2 separate regions of the Mus musculus genome follow, and region 2 is linked to region 1. The links are chromatin loops, found by intact Hi-C in ENCODE. Cell type or tissue: heart. All regions are shown on one strand.

The links. Peaks named below come from ENCODE experiments on the same cell type or tissue, not always from the same donor. Only the 100,000 strongest peaks of a DNase experiment are listed, where the experiment ranks them.
Region 2: it touches region 1 in a loop (8-fold over the local background); 5 of 42 quality-filtered maps call a loop at or near these places.

The regions. Positions count from the first base shown.
Region 1 is chr15:84,208,855-84,216,854 of GRCm38, reverse strand. Samm50 (SAMM50 sorting and assembly machinery component) reads right to left here. Exons shown (of 15, transcript NM_178614.5): 13 at 6,225-6,371; 14 at 5,677-5,818; 15 at 772-2,729. The coding sequence ends at 2,684. It overlaps Gm52212 (a long non-coding RNA gene), which reads left to right. Exons shown (of 2, transcript XR_003951633.1): 2 at 16-368. Among named protein-coding and RNA genes, the nearest start is that of Gm52212, 4.4 kb to the left of the region's middle. In heart, no CTCF peak of the experiment used is centred here; DNase peaks (open chromatin) are centred at 3,524, 3,894, 4,494, 6,804 and 3 weaker places; H3K27ac peaks cover 4,517 bases.
Region 2 is chr15:84,280,702-84,288,701 of GRCm38, reverse strand. Parvb (parvin, beta) reads right to left here. Exons shown (of 13, transcript NM_133167.3): 4 at 5,838-5,940. Among named protein-coding and RNA genes, the nearest start is that of Gm22890, 39 kb to the left of the region's middle. In heart, a CTCF peak has its summit at 4,483 (motif pointing left); a DNase peak (open chromatin) is centred at 7,879; H3K27ac peaks cover 420 bases.

The DNA.
Region 1 (8,000 bases):
TCTGTCTCTGCCTAGATCTTTCTGCATGCTGAGGGGAAATGAAGCATTAAGCTGCAAAGAATCTGGGCCAAGGCCGACTCAGGAGTTGCCTGCCCTCCTCAGCTTTCTACCCAAGCTCCCTAAAGCCTTCTCAGACTCCCAGGCAACTGGTTCTGGTCTGTCCACCACAACCCTCTGGAAAGGGACAGAATTCACCCCTTCACCCTGACCTTCCACCTTGCCCCACCTCCTTCACCCAAGAGCAGCCTACAGGGAAGCCTGAAAAATCAAACAGGTCGGGCCACGCTGGAGACAGCGGCTTTCATTAATGAGCCCAAGGCAGCACCGGGGGCAGCCCAGTCTTGATTAAAACCAGACTTTCACAAGTGCCTTCCCTGGGTTCTCAAAGGTCATGGAGTCTGCAAATCTGTGTCAGTTTCTGCAGCTCCCAATCCCCATTCTGAACACCAGGTCCTTAGTGGGTTCCAATCATCAATGAGTAACTGCAGACTGACATTTCCAACCATTGAAAGGAGTAATTTATTCTCAGCAAACACCAGTTTCCATTGAAGGTAGTAAGGGAGCAAGGGACAGGTGTGTGTGTGTGTGTGTGTGTGTGTGTGTGTGTGTGTGTGTAGGCTGTTCCCCAAGCCCCAAAGTTATTCAGTAAACAAAAGGTCCCAGGGAGGACAGGAGCTGGTCTGCATGAGACCATGGGGGTGGGGGGAGTCAGCAGACACCATGGAGCAGAGGTCCCAGGCACATCCTGTTTTCAAAGACTTCAGAGGAGGATTAACTCTAAAATACATTTATTATTTTTTGTTTGTTTGTTCTGTTTCTGTGTGTAGCCCTGGCTGTCCTGGAACTGGCTCTGTAGACCAGGCTGGGCTCTGTCTCTTGAGTATCACCTCCACTGCCCAGCTTATGTCAGTTTTTTAAAGCTAAGAATATCCCCCAAGGGGCTTCAGTAGTTAAGCACACTGGCTGCTTTGGCAGAGGACCTGGGTTCACGTCCCAGCATCCACAGGGTGGCCCACAACAATTTTTAACTCCAATTCTGGGGAATCCAATACCCTCTTTCTGACCTCCACAGGCACAGGGTACCCATGTGGTATACATATATACACAAGGCAAAAATACCCATATACATAAATAAATAAATCTTATAGTAAACAGAAAATTATCCCCTAAGTACCACTTACAGAGACCTCCATCAGAATAGACAGACTCCCATGTCCCAATGCTGGCTAGCTAACATCCCCTTAGGCGCCACCTCCCAGCTCTCAGCCTGGCAGAGGGACAGCACTCAGGAGTGGCTAGGGATGTGCCTCAGTTGTTGAGTGCTCACCCATCAGGCACGGAGCTCTGGGCTCCATCCCCAGCATTGTGTAAATCCAACATGGTGGTACATGCCTGGAATGCCAGCACTTGGGAGGGGAAGGCAGGAGGATTGGATCAAGGTCACCCTTGGCTACAAAGTAAAACCCACAACAACTGTGTCTATCCTAAACACATCCAGACTTAACTTTATCCTGAGACAATTCAGTACAACATCTTTAGTAAGTTTTCTGAGATGGAGTCTTCCATAGCTCAAGTTGTACTTGAACTCAAGGTAATCCTCCTGCTTCAGGTTCCTTAGTGTTGGGATCACAGATATGAACCGCCCCTCTGGCCCAAGCCTCCACACTGTAAGCTGGAGGTAACACAGGCCTGAGGCAGCCGTGTGCACATGCCCGGCATCACTCTGATGTGGTGTGCACACGGGTGACCCCAGCACATGAGGAGCTGAGGACCCCTGAGAGTTCAAGGCCAGCCTGGGTAAGACCTTTGCCTCCTGCCTGCAAAGCAATCCTGAAACATGGTATCTGACAGCCCTGCGTATCTGCGGATACCAGCATCCAAGCAGGGGACAGGAGTGGCTTCCAACAGACCCCCCTTTAAAGACCGAGGAATCACAACCACACAGCTGGAGCAAGAAAGGAGCAGGGCGCAGGCAGAGCTGGGTGTGCTCACCAGCTAGCCTTGAAATGCAGCTATCGGGTCCATCTGGGACCTCATGTTACAAGACTGTCCTTAAAAGAGCAGAGGCAGAAGTCTGGCCTGCCAGCTCCGAAGAGAGAGCACAGAGGTCTTTAGCAGTCAGTCTTGCCCAGCAGCACCTGAGCCTATGGCCCACTGGACATCGCAGGTTCCTGTAAGACGATAGCTGTGCAGCCTGAGTCACAAGCATGACAGGCAGGAGCAGCCATGGCTATCAGCAGACAGCGCACTTCCCGTCTGCCTCGGAATCCTAGCATCATACCAGCACTGGCAGGTCCTGCTGCACTGAGGTGGTAACCTGTGACATGACAAGGTCAGTGTCCTTCAGGGCCACCCCACAGCTCAGCCCTACTTCTGGTAAGTGGGGTCCCAACAGTAGACTCTAGGAGTCTACAAGGAAAAGGCTCTGAGAAGTCACCTGAAAGCCCTTAGGCCCAGGACAGCACAGGTCAGACTGTCACATGTCCTCAGGAAAAGCATGTGTCCATAAAGACGCATGGCCTGAAAAACAGACCACATCCAGGACACCGCTGAGCGTTTAAAATTTATTGACGTGATTTCCCATAAGGATTCCGGCCCAGAAGCACTCAACCGTGTCACCTCCAAATAGGCTTGGAGCCTGGGAGATGCCTGTTTCTCATCCAAGCTGCCCCTGGGACTCAAGTTACAGGAACCGAATCCCAGCTCCAAACTGGACACCATCACAAATCCTAAAAAGAAAGAGAGAGGTCAACAGGACGCTCCTTACACCATCGAGAGGCTCTGTACGCACCCCTACCCTGCCCCTGCCCCCCCCCCCCCAGTTCCCTAGGCTAATAGGAATTAGCCCCTGGAGAAAGGAGAAAAGACAGGAATAGAGCCCAAGACCCTCTGTTGCTCCATCCCACCCAAAGGTGCACTGTCCTGTTGTCAGGACAGCAAGTAGAGCCTGGGCCTCACAATGACCAAGCAACCCAGCCTCAGAGAGGCCAGCCACCAGCCAGCCCTTTTCTTGACCCAGGATGACATACATAAAGGGTCACCTCAGGTGTGCTCTCTGGAGAGCTTAGCTCAACCATGTCCTGTGTGGGCCTTCTCAGGACTGGCTGCAGGCACCAAACACCCAGTTCTGAGTGCTGTGCCATACTGGAATGTCAAGGCACAGGTAAATGGAAGCAGTCACTCTGCCCTGGGGAGGAGCCTCCTGCTTGGAGGGAAGCTGAATCTCTGGAGGCTGAAGACCCAAGCCAAGCTGCACAGTGCACCTGTGCCCTCAGCCCCGGCCTACATAAGAGGGACCACGGCTGCCTCAGAGAAGTAAGCTTTGAGATAAGCAAGTCAAAGATGCCTGTGCTATGACACACACCACAGAGCAATGCCCATGAGTATTCGAGGTGGCATCCAGAGTTACAGGGCCAGGACCCATCAGTGCTCTGCAGACCCCGTTGGCCTCCTCAGCCTCTACCTCTAGGCCAGGTGTAGGCTGCCTTCCTGCTGCATGGTGCCAGTGCTCACCCTTATACCAGGCCTAGCAGGGGTCATCCGAGAAGTCCACTGATACCCTCTCTTAACCCCCAAACACTCCACCCTGGATGGTGTGCTAGGTGTGGGCAAACAGCACTCGTGGGCCCCAAATAGAGCCCTTGACAGGCACAGAGAGGAAGACATTAACAAGGCTGAAGGGAGGGGGAGGGGGAGGAGAATAGAAAGAGGCGCACTTGTGAGAAGCCATTCCCTTAAGGCTTCAGCAACCCCACATTCTCTGTCCACCCATACTATACCCCTCCCCCAGGACAGCTGTACCCACATACAGGATGCCCTCCCCAGCTGCAATGATGGTGTCCTGTCCCTCCTGAAGCTCAAGGAACAGCTGGAGCGGGGCTGACTCACTGCTGAGTCTCCAGGGACCTGGTCTGAGGAGTCACGCTGTGACAGAACTCAGGTCCCAGAGAAGACTGTGCCAGAAATCATTCAGGACACAAGTCAGAACACTTCAAACTGTCACCCTTTGCAAAGGCCACAATTGCCAGTTTCAGAGCACCTGGCTTAACTCTGGGGGTGGGGCTACAGACAACTGTCCACCTGCCAACTGCCTAATTTTAGAAACATGATAAAATTGAGGTCATTTCCCTCAAATGTTTTCAAATTCCACTCTTGCCAACAAAGCTGCAAGGCAAACCACACTAGGGAAGGTATCTCTATGTTCAAGGCTGACCCTGGACAGCCTTCACTACCCACAGCCAACACCTGCCTGCCACCATCACAATGGCAAACAGCTGCCAGGCAAACCCGGGCCAGGGTCTTCCCCACTTCAGCACAGCAGACTTCTTCTTCCTGAAGGGTATGTTCTCAATTTATCTTTGAAACATGCTTCTTGGATTTAACTCATTGCAGCTGAGGGGTCCTGAGCTGTAAAGAACACTCGCTAAAGGGCCAATTAGCAAGAAGCTCAAGAGCGAAGGAACTGCTTGGTGCACACTGCCACCCTGTGGCTGCTGTCAGTATTACAGCAGCATGGGCCACAAGAGGTGAGCTGCTCAGAGAGCTGCTGCAGCTGTGGTTGGCACTGGAGCCCACCACACCCCTGTGACCTGGCCCCAACACAGTATGTGAAGGCAGCTGGCCACAGCTCCGCTTCAGCTCCACCTACATGGTAGGCTGCACAGAGCTAACCCAGGCTGAGAAGGCACCTGCTGCGCACCAGGGCCCAGCCCTCCTCTCCTCACTGCACTGTGCAATCAGCAACTGTGGCAGGTCAGACTGTAGGCAGCAGGCGTGGTGGACAGAAGACACTGAGAGACAAGAACAGTGGGCCAGTACAACACAGCAGTATGGGAGTGACAGACACCATAGTCAGACCACACAAAAGCAGAGCGGGAGGGCCGCTCGGACATGCAACATTTCCCCTGAAAGCTCAGAGCTGTCTGTCAAAGCCTTCTAGTCTCTGCACAGGAAAACAGAGCCAGAGTAGCTATGTAACCTATTCCAGGCCCTACCACAAGGCAAGGTGGCATCTGGCCTTGTGGCCCGTGGGAATTGATCTGTCTGGGATAAAGGCACAAGAGAGGGGCCCATGAGAGGCCAGGTGCTTGCATTGGCTCCCCGTGAGGCTGCCTGCCTGTCAGCAGGTGGCCCGTCCCATGGAAGCCAGGTACAGTGTCCTAGCAACTGCCTCCCACCATCATGTCTGGACCTCTGACTTTCCGAGCTTTGTTACTAAAGCTCCCTGCTCATAACAATCCCTCTGGGCCTCCAGACAATGCCTACAAGGTAATGTAAGGCTCTCTCTATAACCCTGAATGGCCCTTGGTCTAACCCACCCAAGGAACACAGACATGGCTCCATGTCCATGGGTGGAGTCCTCCAGCCCAGAGCAAAGCTGTGGGCAGCCCCAGGCCAGGGTTGGCACAGGGAAGCTCTCTCCTGCTTTACACATCCAGCAAGCAGGGTCAACACTTCCCCTGGCTAGCCCCTGAGGCAGAGCAGCAGTGCTCCAGGGAAGGGGTGGGTCTTCCCTTCCCCCTCCAACTAAGAGCAGCTCAGCAGCGGACCGCATGCTCTCATTCTTTAGTTGACTCCATTCTCTCTTTAAGTTCAGACCTATACTGAAGTGGCCATCTCGGAACCACTTGCAACAGAAGCTCCGATGAGCTGCAGAGCTGACAGTGGCCCACACACCTGTCGCCCCCCTGCACGCCCATAGGAATGCAGTAGTTCAGCTCCAGCCGAGCGATGTTGCCAAGTCGGAGGACGACGCCTGCTCCATAGGACCAGCGGATGCACTCAGCTAGCTTCCGGATATGGGCTTTGGGGCCCTCACCTGAAACAGTGAAGGTGGTGAGCAGAGGTGTGGCCCTCCCTGACAGGGCCCCTTACAGCTGGATCTAGCTGGTGGAGACAGGTATGGGGCTGGCATCATGGGCACCCGACTCTTCCACAGCCAGCTGAAGGTTTCGACTCTCTGGGCCTGGCTACCCTGCCCCTTGGCCTAGAAAGGCTCTTCTAGCAGAGCAGCGGGGCCCATGCCACACCTCAGAGAGGGCCCAGGGCTCCCAACTGCTCAGTGCCCTGTGAGCATCCTCTGGACAGAGCTGTGCTGAGCTCTGGGCCCCGGAAGCACTTGAAGCTTGTTTCTAGAGTAAGCCGCAGCCTCCCCTTTACATAACGGCATTGTAAGGGATGGCACCGTTCTGAATCGGAAGGATGCGTGGCCGGGGCTGACTCACCATAGTTGAGGTTGCACAGGTTGCCCGCATTGAGGAAAAAGTGAGTTCTGAAAAGCTCTCCGAAGCCACCCTGGCCTGGCCGGAAGGGCAGTGGGGTGTAGAGGTGCAGGCCCCCAGCCCAGTAGGCCTCGCCGCCCAGGTAATCTCCTAAGGAAGGGAACAGAACCTGCTGACTCAGCCCTTAAGGCTCCTGCTTCCAGTTCTGCTCCACAAACTGCGAGGGCAAGGCCAGCCTCTCTCCTTTACAGGATCCTTCCATGATGCAGCTGAGGAGCCGGGGTACCCCAAAGGAATGAGGCTGCTGCCTGCACTGTCTGCAGGGCCAGGAGGGAAGGAGCGACCTGCTCCTCCTCCTCCAGTGGCCACACTGAGCCTCCGTGACCACCATGGAGATGGTGTCTGAGCCTAGCCTGCTGGGGCTGCCGGAGCCCAGGCTTTCCCCCAAACCCCTGGTTTCAATGGTGAAGACCAGGCCTGGAGAAAAGTTCCTTTGGAGTCAGTCACTGGCTCGAGTGACCCAGGAGAGGAAAAGTGCTGGGGTGACTTTCTTATCTGAGCCCTGCAGCCTGCAGCTACTCAAACTCAGGAAGGAAGTATCTGGCCTCTGCAGGCCCTGAAGCCAGAGCCTCGGTAGTGCTCCTCATCAGGTGCCTCGGCCTTGCTCCTCCGCCCTTTCTGTTGCTACTTTGGTGCTCTTCTGAGCTGCCCCATGTTCCTTGCCCCTGGGGCTCCTGCTGACATGGCAGGAAAGCTTCAGTTCTCTTAATCCTATGTTGGTCGCCAGTGGGGAAGGGATGTAAGAAAATAGAGAAGCAAGGGTTTCTGGGAGACTGTTAAACAGCATAGCATGTGTGAATGTGGGCAGTACTAGAGGGCTGTGAGGCCTTGTGGAACCCAGGGGAAGCCAGCTGAGCTGCCATCAATCTACCAATGTATTCCAAATGCACATAGTTGTCACGTGTCACTTTGGAAATGTGTATGAGAGCTGGAGAGATGAATCCTGCTAAAGCTAGGCTTAAGGCCAAAAAAAAAAAAAAATGTATATGACAGCCAGGCCATGGAGGCCTACACCTTTCATCCCAGCACTCGGGAAGCAGAGGAAGGCTAACTATGAGTTTGAGGCCAGCCTGGTCTACATACTGAGCTCCAGGACAGCCAGAGCTAAAATATAAAACAAAAATAAAACCAAAACCAAACATATACTTGTCAGCATGTATGTCTCTGTGCACCACATGAGTGCAGTGCCTGCCTGCAGAGACCAGAGAAAGGCAATCAGACCCCAGAACTGGAGCTACTGATGGTTGTGAGCTGCCAGGTGGGTGCTAGACACCCGGGTCATCTGGAACAGTCAGTGCTCTTAACCGCTGAGCTGTCTCTCCAGCCCCTCACTTGTCATTTTGCATCTAAAACAAAACAAGACCAAGTTTAATCTATTTCTACCATTAACACTTCCTACCGAGTGCAACTGAGTAGCAAAGCTGCAGCTGCTGCTTTTCATGTTTGTTTTTTTAACTCTTTGAGTGCTGAAGTCTTACTAGGCATGCCTGATTTGAAATCAAAGTGCATGCATGTAAAAGCAAATGTTCCTGGCCCAGAAGAGAACTCCACGGGAGAACAACAGTCGACTAACCCGGACCCATGGGGCTCTCAGAAACTAAACCACCAACCACAGAGCATACAAGGGCAGGACCTAGGCCTCCCCACACACATGTAGCAGATGTGCAGCTTGGTCTTCATGTGGGTCCCGAACAACTGGAGGAAGGGCTATCCCAAGAG
Region 2 (8,000 bases), 72 kb before region 1:
GGGTTCACAGTCTCAGCGACAATGGGGCTGATGGCAGGCGTGCATCCTCGACTAAGGATGCGGTAATCACATTCTAGGAAATTGCCTCCAGTCACCCTGGGTCTGGGCCTTTGCTGGTTGGCAGAGGAGACCTGTCAGGAAACATCACATCTTAGAATTAAAGACTAGGAGGGAACAGGGCTCCTTGCTCAGAGCAGGAGCCTCAGGAGCGCTGGCTGCTGCATCTTGGCTGCCTGCTCTCACCTGCTGCCTCCCCCATTCCCAAAGGAAATTGAAGGCGGCTGGGTCTCGTCCAGGTAATTGAATTCCGAAGTGAATGTGACAATTCTCACCAGAGTTCTTCCTGCTTGCTCTTAGAAATGACATAGTCACAAACTCAGCAAATCTCCAATCAAACTTCTTACTGTGTGGAAATGTTAGAGACGGGGAGAAGGGAGCCTGTGAGTGCAGGGAAGCAGCGCTAAGAGATTTTCTTTCTTTCTTTTTTTTTTTTTTTTTTTTTTTGGTTTTTTGAGACAGGGTTTCTCTGTGTAGCCCTGGCTGTCCTGGAACTCACTCTGTAGACCAGGCTGGCCTCGAACTCAGAGATCCGCCTGCCTCTGCCTCCCGAGTGCTGGGATTAAAGGCATGTCTCTAAATGCAGCCACATTCTAAGGTCTGAGGGTTTGGATGTTGCCTTAGTTGAGGCTATTATTGTTGTGGTAAAGCCCAAAAGCAGCTTGAGAGGAGAAGGTTTATTCGTTACTCATCCCAATCATAGTCCTCCCTCAGGGCCGGAATTCAAACAGGGCAAGACCCTGGAGACCTTACTTACTAATTAAGAAGATGTCCTAAAGCAGGGGGTCTCAACCTCTCTCATGTTGCTACCCTTTTTATTCTGTGACTCCCACCCCCCAACCATAAAATTACTTTCATGGCTACCTCACAGCTGTGATTTTTGCCATTGTTATGAATCACAATGTAAATATTTTTTGGAGCTAGAAGTTTGCTGCTGGGGGTCACAAGGTACAGGTTGAGAACCACTGCGCTGTAGGTTTGCCTACAGTCCAATCTTACAGAAGCACCTCTGCTCAGATGATTCGACCCAGTGTCAAGCTGACATTAAAAAGTAGCCAGCACTGGTGTCAATATACGAACGTGGGATTAGAGGATATGACCTAGCCCTAAAAGCCGGTCTTGCATCCCCATTGTCTTGCCCTAGGTGTCCATGATGCCGTAACTCCACAAGACAGGGCAGAGAGAGTTCTCTGCCTATCAATCACATAATGATGTGGTTGGGGCGGTAGATGTGCCACGGCCTCATCTTCCAACCCAGAAGAGACAGTGAAAGGTTAAGGTGACGCTCGAGCACAGCATGCAACCGAGGGCGATAGCGTAACTCGAAAGGACTAAAGATGTCCCAGTGAGTACCAGCTGGCCCCGGAGCCCCTCAGCATTCTACAGAGACATCCCACCCAGCCTACGGCCTTGAGGTAAAACCCTAATGCCTGGCCTGCCACAGGAATTGTTGCTTCCAGCATTCCTTCTCAAGAATAGGGGCTCCTCTTGGTATCCTAGCGGCTCACCCTTGATGAGTGTCACACAGCCAAGGAGGAAGGAGAAATGGCACCTGAGGTTGTCCTCCACACGTGCACCATGATACCCACATGCCCACACTCACATGTACACACCCATGCAAAAAAATATATAATTCAAATAACTAAGGAATATTTCCTCCTCTTCCTCCTCCTCCTCCCATGTGACACTCCTCGGGGTCCCTTCCCACAGGCTGATCTCACTGGACTTCTTTGCTGGCTACCCCCTCATCCTGACCAGGCCTGGCTCCACCACTGAAATCAGCCTTGTGGCCCTGCTGCTCGGCCAGCACCACTTTATTTGATCTAGCTCTGCTTTCAGAAAGCCCAAGACGCCACCACTTACATCAAGGTCACTTCTGGAATCTCTGGTCTCCGGGGGCCCTGTGAGTTATCACTGCATCCTGTCAGAAACAGTGCTGCCCACACAACCGTGCAAAGATGCACCGATGTCCTCTTCAGCCCTGAATACTCTTCCCATTGTCCTTTTCTCTGTCCAGCCCACTTGACATAAGAGGCTTGCAAGCTGCTTCTTTCAAGTACCGACTGGAGATATTCAAATGAGAGGGAATAACAACCACTTCACAATACAAGGACAGCAGAGCCTGGGCAAGCCTCGAGCCTCACTTTACAGGGCCCGGAGAAGCAACAGGGTGGGATTCACAGCCCCTTCAGCTTCAGGCCAGTACTGTATCTGCCAGGCAAGCAGAAGACGGAACCAAAAAAGATGTGCCCAAGAGGTGACCAACACCTGCTCTCAAAGATGGACCAGGGACACATCAATGCTGTTGATGCTCAACCATGGCCAGTAGTAGAGACACAAAGACAGAGCATGCCCTGTGATGCTGAGATGCAGCACCAACTGGAGGATTGCTCCAATGAAAAGGCATTGCCATGTGAGTTGGCGGGGGTGGGGTGGGGATGGGGATGGGGGTCAGAGGTTGAGAGTGCTTGCTGTTCAGTCATGAGGACCAAGTTCAGATTCCAGCACCCAAGTCAGGTGGCTCAAAAATACCTGAACTCAGCTCCAGGAGGAAAGTCTGGGTGTGGCAATGCCTGTCTGTAATCTTGGCACAGATGGGGGTGCCTGCGGAGGTGGAGACAGGAGGCTCCCTAGAGCTCACTGGTCAGTTAATCTTGCCTAACTGGTGAACTTCAGGGTCAGTGAGAGACTGTGCCTCGAGAAAGAAGGTGGAGAGCAACTGAGGAAGATATCTGACACTGACCTCTGACCTTCACTCACACACACACACACACACACACGCACGCACACGCATGCCTTGCCATCACCATCCCAATCACCATGTCCAAGGGTCAGAAAAAAGTTAAGTTGGTGCCACACTCCAAGCCCTGGAAAGGAGGCAGGTGGGCCACCCAGGGTAGCCGCCCCATCCACTGTGACCTTGTGGCACACCATTCAGAGCTCAGTGTGCAGCCTTAGCCTCAGCTGGGGGTCAGTCATCTCAGATGCTCCGTCTGAACATATGGTAAGCAGCTGGCAGCAGACAGAGCCAAGCCTGAGTGTACCACAGTATCCAGCACACCAGTGCCTGTAGAGCAAAGCCGAGCTCTGACGTTTTCGTGATAAAACCTAGGTGTCTACAAAACCATCCTCATGGTCCAGCCGTATTCTTTAAATCAAATTATTAACTGGGCAGTGGTGGCACACGCTTTTAATCCCACCACTTGGGAGGCAGAGGCAGGCGGATCTTTGAGTTCGAGGCTAGTCTGGTGTAGAGAGCAAGTACCAGGACAGCCAGAGCTACATAGAGAAACCCTGTCTCAACCTCCCACCCCAAATTAACTAATTAATTAGGTGTGGGAGAGCCTGTGTTTTGTAGGCATGTGTGCCACAGCATGCATGTAAAAGCCAAAGGACAGCTTTCAGAAGTCAGTTCCCCGCTTGCTCCACGTAGGTCTCAGGCATCAAAGGCCATCAGCTTAGGGCAAGCACCCTTCCAGCATCTCATCAGCTTCATTTTTAAGCCACAGAACCTTATTTAAGGTCTGGTATTCTTAACCAAACATCCACATTCACTCTTGACTATTTGGTATTCAGCCCACTGAGGAGTTTGAAACCCCACTCCAGGGAACGGTTAGTCCCATGGTGCTAAATGCCAGCTCTAGGTGGCTGCTCCCCGGTGGGAGCACTCCTGCCCCAGCAACAGGCTCCACACAGTTAGACTCAACCCAAATCCTCACCCACCATTCACTAGCTGCCCCGTCCATATCTCTGGCCTCCACACTCCATTCCTGAGTCTACCTCTGTATTCCACTCTGGCCATTTCTGAAGCCTGGGGCTCGGCTAACACCACTCACCCAGCTCCAACCCCAAACCCTCCATCCTACCCACTCTGCACCCAAAAGCCTAAGTGACCTTTGTAAACACAGGTCATAGTATGGCTTTGTTCAAACCCCTAGTGGCTCTTGTGACAGACTGGAAGGAAACCCTTTGTCTACCAGCCCAGCCAAATTCTAGATCCAATCTCCTTCCCTGCTCACAAAACTGCCTCAGCCTCTGGATCCTGCTTGCCTGGCCACAGACCCTCTGCCTCTGAGGTTGTACAAGGAACTCTGCTGGACCGTAAGCTTCTCGGATGGGTTACCATGGCCACCCAGATGTTCAGCACCTCTTTTGCCAGCCATCACCTTGTCTAAGGACATGACCTTCCCCATCACCACCGATAACCTAGCACTTTAGGCAATGTAAAGTGATGGACTCTGCACCAGTCCTGGCACAAAGGCGTATTTGGTAACACTAAGGAAAGCACCTCAGGGCTGGAGTGGTGACTCAGTGGTTAAGAGCACTGGCTGCCTTTCAGGAGATCTGGGTTTAATTCCCTGCATCCACAAGACAGCCCACAACCGGCCATAAACTCCAGTTCTAGGGGATCTGTTGCCCTCTTGTGGCCTCCACAGACACTGCATGCAAGTGGTAGACACTCGTGCAGGCAAAACATTCATGACATAAAATCAAAACAAATAAACGCTTAAAAAAAGAAAATTAGAAGAGTGGTCAAGATGCCCAAGCCAAGAGGCAGAAGAGAAAAGGGGGTGGGGGTGGGGTGTTGGAAGAAGTCAGAAAAGAACAGGGCAAAATGCCCTGGATAAAAAGGCATTTGGAGATGCTGAGTCCCTGGTCCCGCCCTTGGGTTGCTAAGGTAAGGAAAAACAGGACCTGAACGAACACGACTTGTGCCCAAGGCACCTGACAAACAGCTGAGAGAAAAGCCTTCGGAAGCCAGAGAGCCAATACCTCACCACCTCCCTCTGGCAACGAGGTGGCCAGAGGTGACAGCATAGCCTACAAGACATGCTCACAACAGGGCCAGCCACCATCAGAGCTGGTCCTGAGACTGTCATCCATTGTGGGTGTTTTTGTTTTTGAGAGAGAGAGGGGGGCTTTTGATATGTAGGCTAGGCTAGCCTTAAACTAGCAATCCTCCTGCCTCAGCATCCCAGGTGTAGGATGACAGGCATGAATCACTGCCCCAGGGTAAGGCATCGTGAACATTGCCACCCCTCACCACCGACTCTGTTCTCCATTCTCCTAGCCACTCTTCCCTCATTTCCCCCTGAGGCTCAGACCCCAGTGCTTTGTAAGGCCACCCACTTTAGCCATATGGCACCTGTATGGCCTTTAACTACCCTTGAGACCCACAGCATCTGTCACTGTCTGCTCAGACAGACTGCAGCTCCAGAAGGGCGGGGTAGATCGATGTCTGCTTCGTGACTCACTGACCTAGAAGCCAGTGTTCAGGGAGGCTCAGGATCATTTGATGGAGAGGCTGTCCACCTGACCATCTTTCCTTCCACCCATCTCTCTGGAGAACACACTCAATCATCCTTAGCCAGAACTTGGGGGGACAATAAAGCCTGGAAGCACGAATGAGGACAATGACATGTTCTGAATCAGGACAAGGACATGTCCTCTCAGATGGGTTTGTTGGAGATCAACCCTCTCTCCCACCCCATCCTAACAGTGTTTATAACTAGATGAAACACGGGTGGCCTGAGAGATGAGATAAGGGGCCTGAATCCTCACTGAACGCTGTTTCTTTGGTCCATGACTGCATGAGCATCCGAGATGACCTGCTGCAGCCCCAAGGCTGGGTATGCACTGGCCAGCAAAGAAACCATGGATACGGACAGCAATGAAACCCCAGATGGGGCCAGCAGGAGGTGTACGCCAAGCTCTGGGTCTGTTCCCAAGAGCCCCAGGGCAGGAAGGATGGTGCTACATGGCGGGGTCCTGGCACTCACCCAGAAGTTTCTGGAGCACCTGGCCATCGTACAGGTCCTCCTCCAGCTGCTTCACAATGATGCGCTCCTCTGCCAGCACATCGTTGATCCAGTCCAGAAGTACCTGGGGCAGGTGAGAGGCATTGTCACAGAGTTGCTAAATAAAGCCAGGGTCAGAGCAGGCTCGGGTGGGCAGCGGCCCAAACGCACAGGGGCTACCAGACACCTGCCTGGTGACCACGGAAGACAACAGGTGTCTCTTGGTCCGTGGCCAAGGTAAGAGTGGAGAACTAGATCCATACATGAAGCTAGGACTTCCTAACAGCCCCCAGCAGAGCCTGGCAGAACCCGGGTAGGCTGGGAACCTGCAGAGAGCATGGGTAGAGAGGATGACACCTATCTCCTAGCGGAAGAACTCGCAGGTGCACCTTCGAGCAGTGGGCGCTTGGAGGCGCCATATTCTTGTACACTGGGTTGAGTTGACCCTTGGGTTATTCAAATGCTGATTTCTCTGCTCTCAGATCCCATTTCGTAGCATTGTAATGCTTACACCAAACATCTCCTGTCTCAAGTTTGTGTAAACAATCCTTATCTTTTATCCTCTGCCTTGTCAATAAATGCTGATCACCCCAGTGGGTGGGCAGAGTTAAGAATAGGGTGGGATGTCCATCAATTAGAGGAAGGAGAGAGGAAGAGAGGAAGAGTCAGATCAGCTAGGATGGAGGATTTGAAGCCATAAGGAAAAGGTCTGGAGAAAGATCATGGAAACACACCTGAAGCCCAAAGAGCCAGATCAATAATGATATGCAAGTATCATGGGATGGATCTAGGAAATAGCCAGATTAGCATATAAGTTTCGATCACACCATTTAACTGCTCAGCTATTGAGGTGCAGTTTTAAATAAATATTGGATTTTCTGCGTGATTATTGGGGAATACTATGAGGTAAAGAAATACACCTGCCAGATTCATTAACCGCTAATATTTATATTACAGATATTCCATTTACAGGCACTAAATGAGTAAGTGCTGGGGAAAGAGAGAAAAGGGGACCATGAGCCATTACCCCCCCTCTTGTCCCCTCCTAGCCTGCTCTTTAGCAGCCCTGAGTCCAGCCAGGGTTCCAGGCTCATAAAAGAAGTCCCAGCATGGCTTCTGCTCAACGCACCCTGTAGACTATTTGGTCAATGTCAAATCAACCTGTTGCACCCCTCAGATCCCAAGAGCTGTGCGATGGTCGCCCCAATCCACTTTGTCTCCTGTCCCTGTAGAGAGTTCAGGCCTGTCCCCCCACAGCTCTGCTCCCCTCTCTCTCTTGTAGTCAATGAGATTACACAGTATGCAACTCCTCCCTCGCGCCTGGCTGCTCCATTAGCACAGTGTTTGAAACCCATCTCCACTGTAAACCCTACCTTCCCCCAACTTCTGCCAGGATGCTTTACCACCGCATGACACAAACGTAGGTATATCTTATTTGTCTTCCCCACCGCCGGACCATTGGGGGGTCCTGTCACTTTCTGTCCATCACACTGCTGTGAACACTGGTCAAAGTGTCTGGTTCCATCTTTCCAGACCCACCACCAGAAGGCTTTTCTTAAGAGGTTTTTCCACTCCGTGCATTGGGAGTCATGCTGTGGAAGCAAGACACCTGTACTGTCGAGTGTCTCTTGGACAGGGGCTTCCCAAGGATGCTACCCATTCACTGTCAACACCCAGAATATACAGCAGATGCCTGCCCAGGGTGCCGCTGTGACTCAGATTGTGGCTTTTCCTTGCCAGCAAAATGAACTAAGCTACCTAATCGGACCCCTTAGCCCCTGAGCGGGGGAGATCTGTGACCACTCTCAGAAGAATCAAAGTGCACAAAATCCAAAAGCAGTGTCTCATGACTCCCCGAAGCAGTGACCTGAAAAATCTCGTCACAAAGTCCTGACCCATCAAGTCCTGACTAGCTTCCAAGTGACCACAGAAGACTGGCCCAGACCGACACTCACAGGGAGTGCCGAGCCTATGACTCACCCGTGTCTGGGGTAAAGGGCCACCCTTGAAGCCCCAGTGTCCAAGCACAAGGGGCAGGGAGACAGAGTCAGAGCCCTCTCCAGCTCTCTGGCTGACTGGGCTCCAGTCTGGCTTGTGCTCTCTGGCCAGTGGGCGATGAAAGCCAGGATGCCAGGCCTGGCTGGA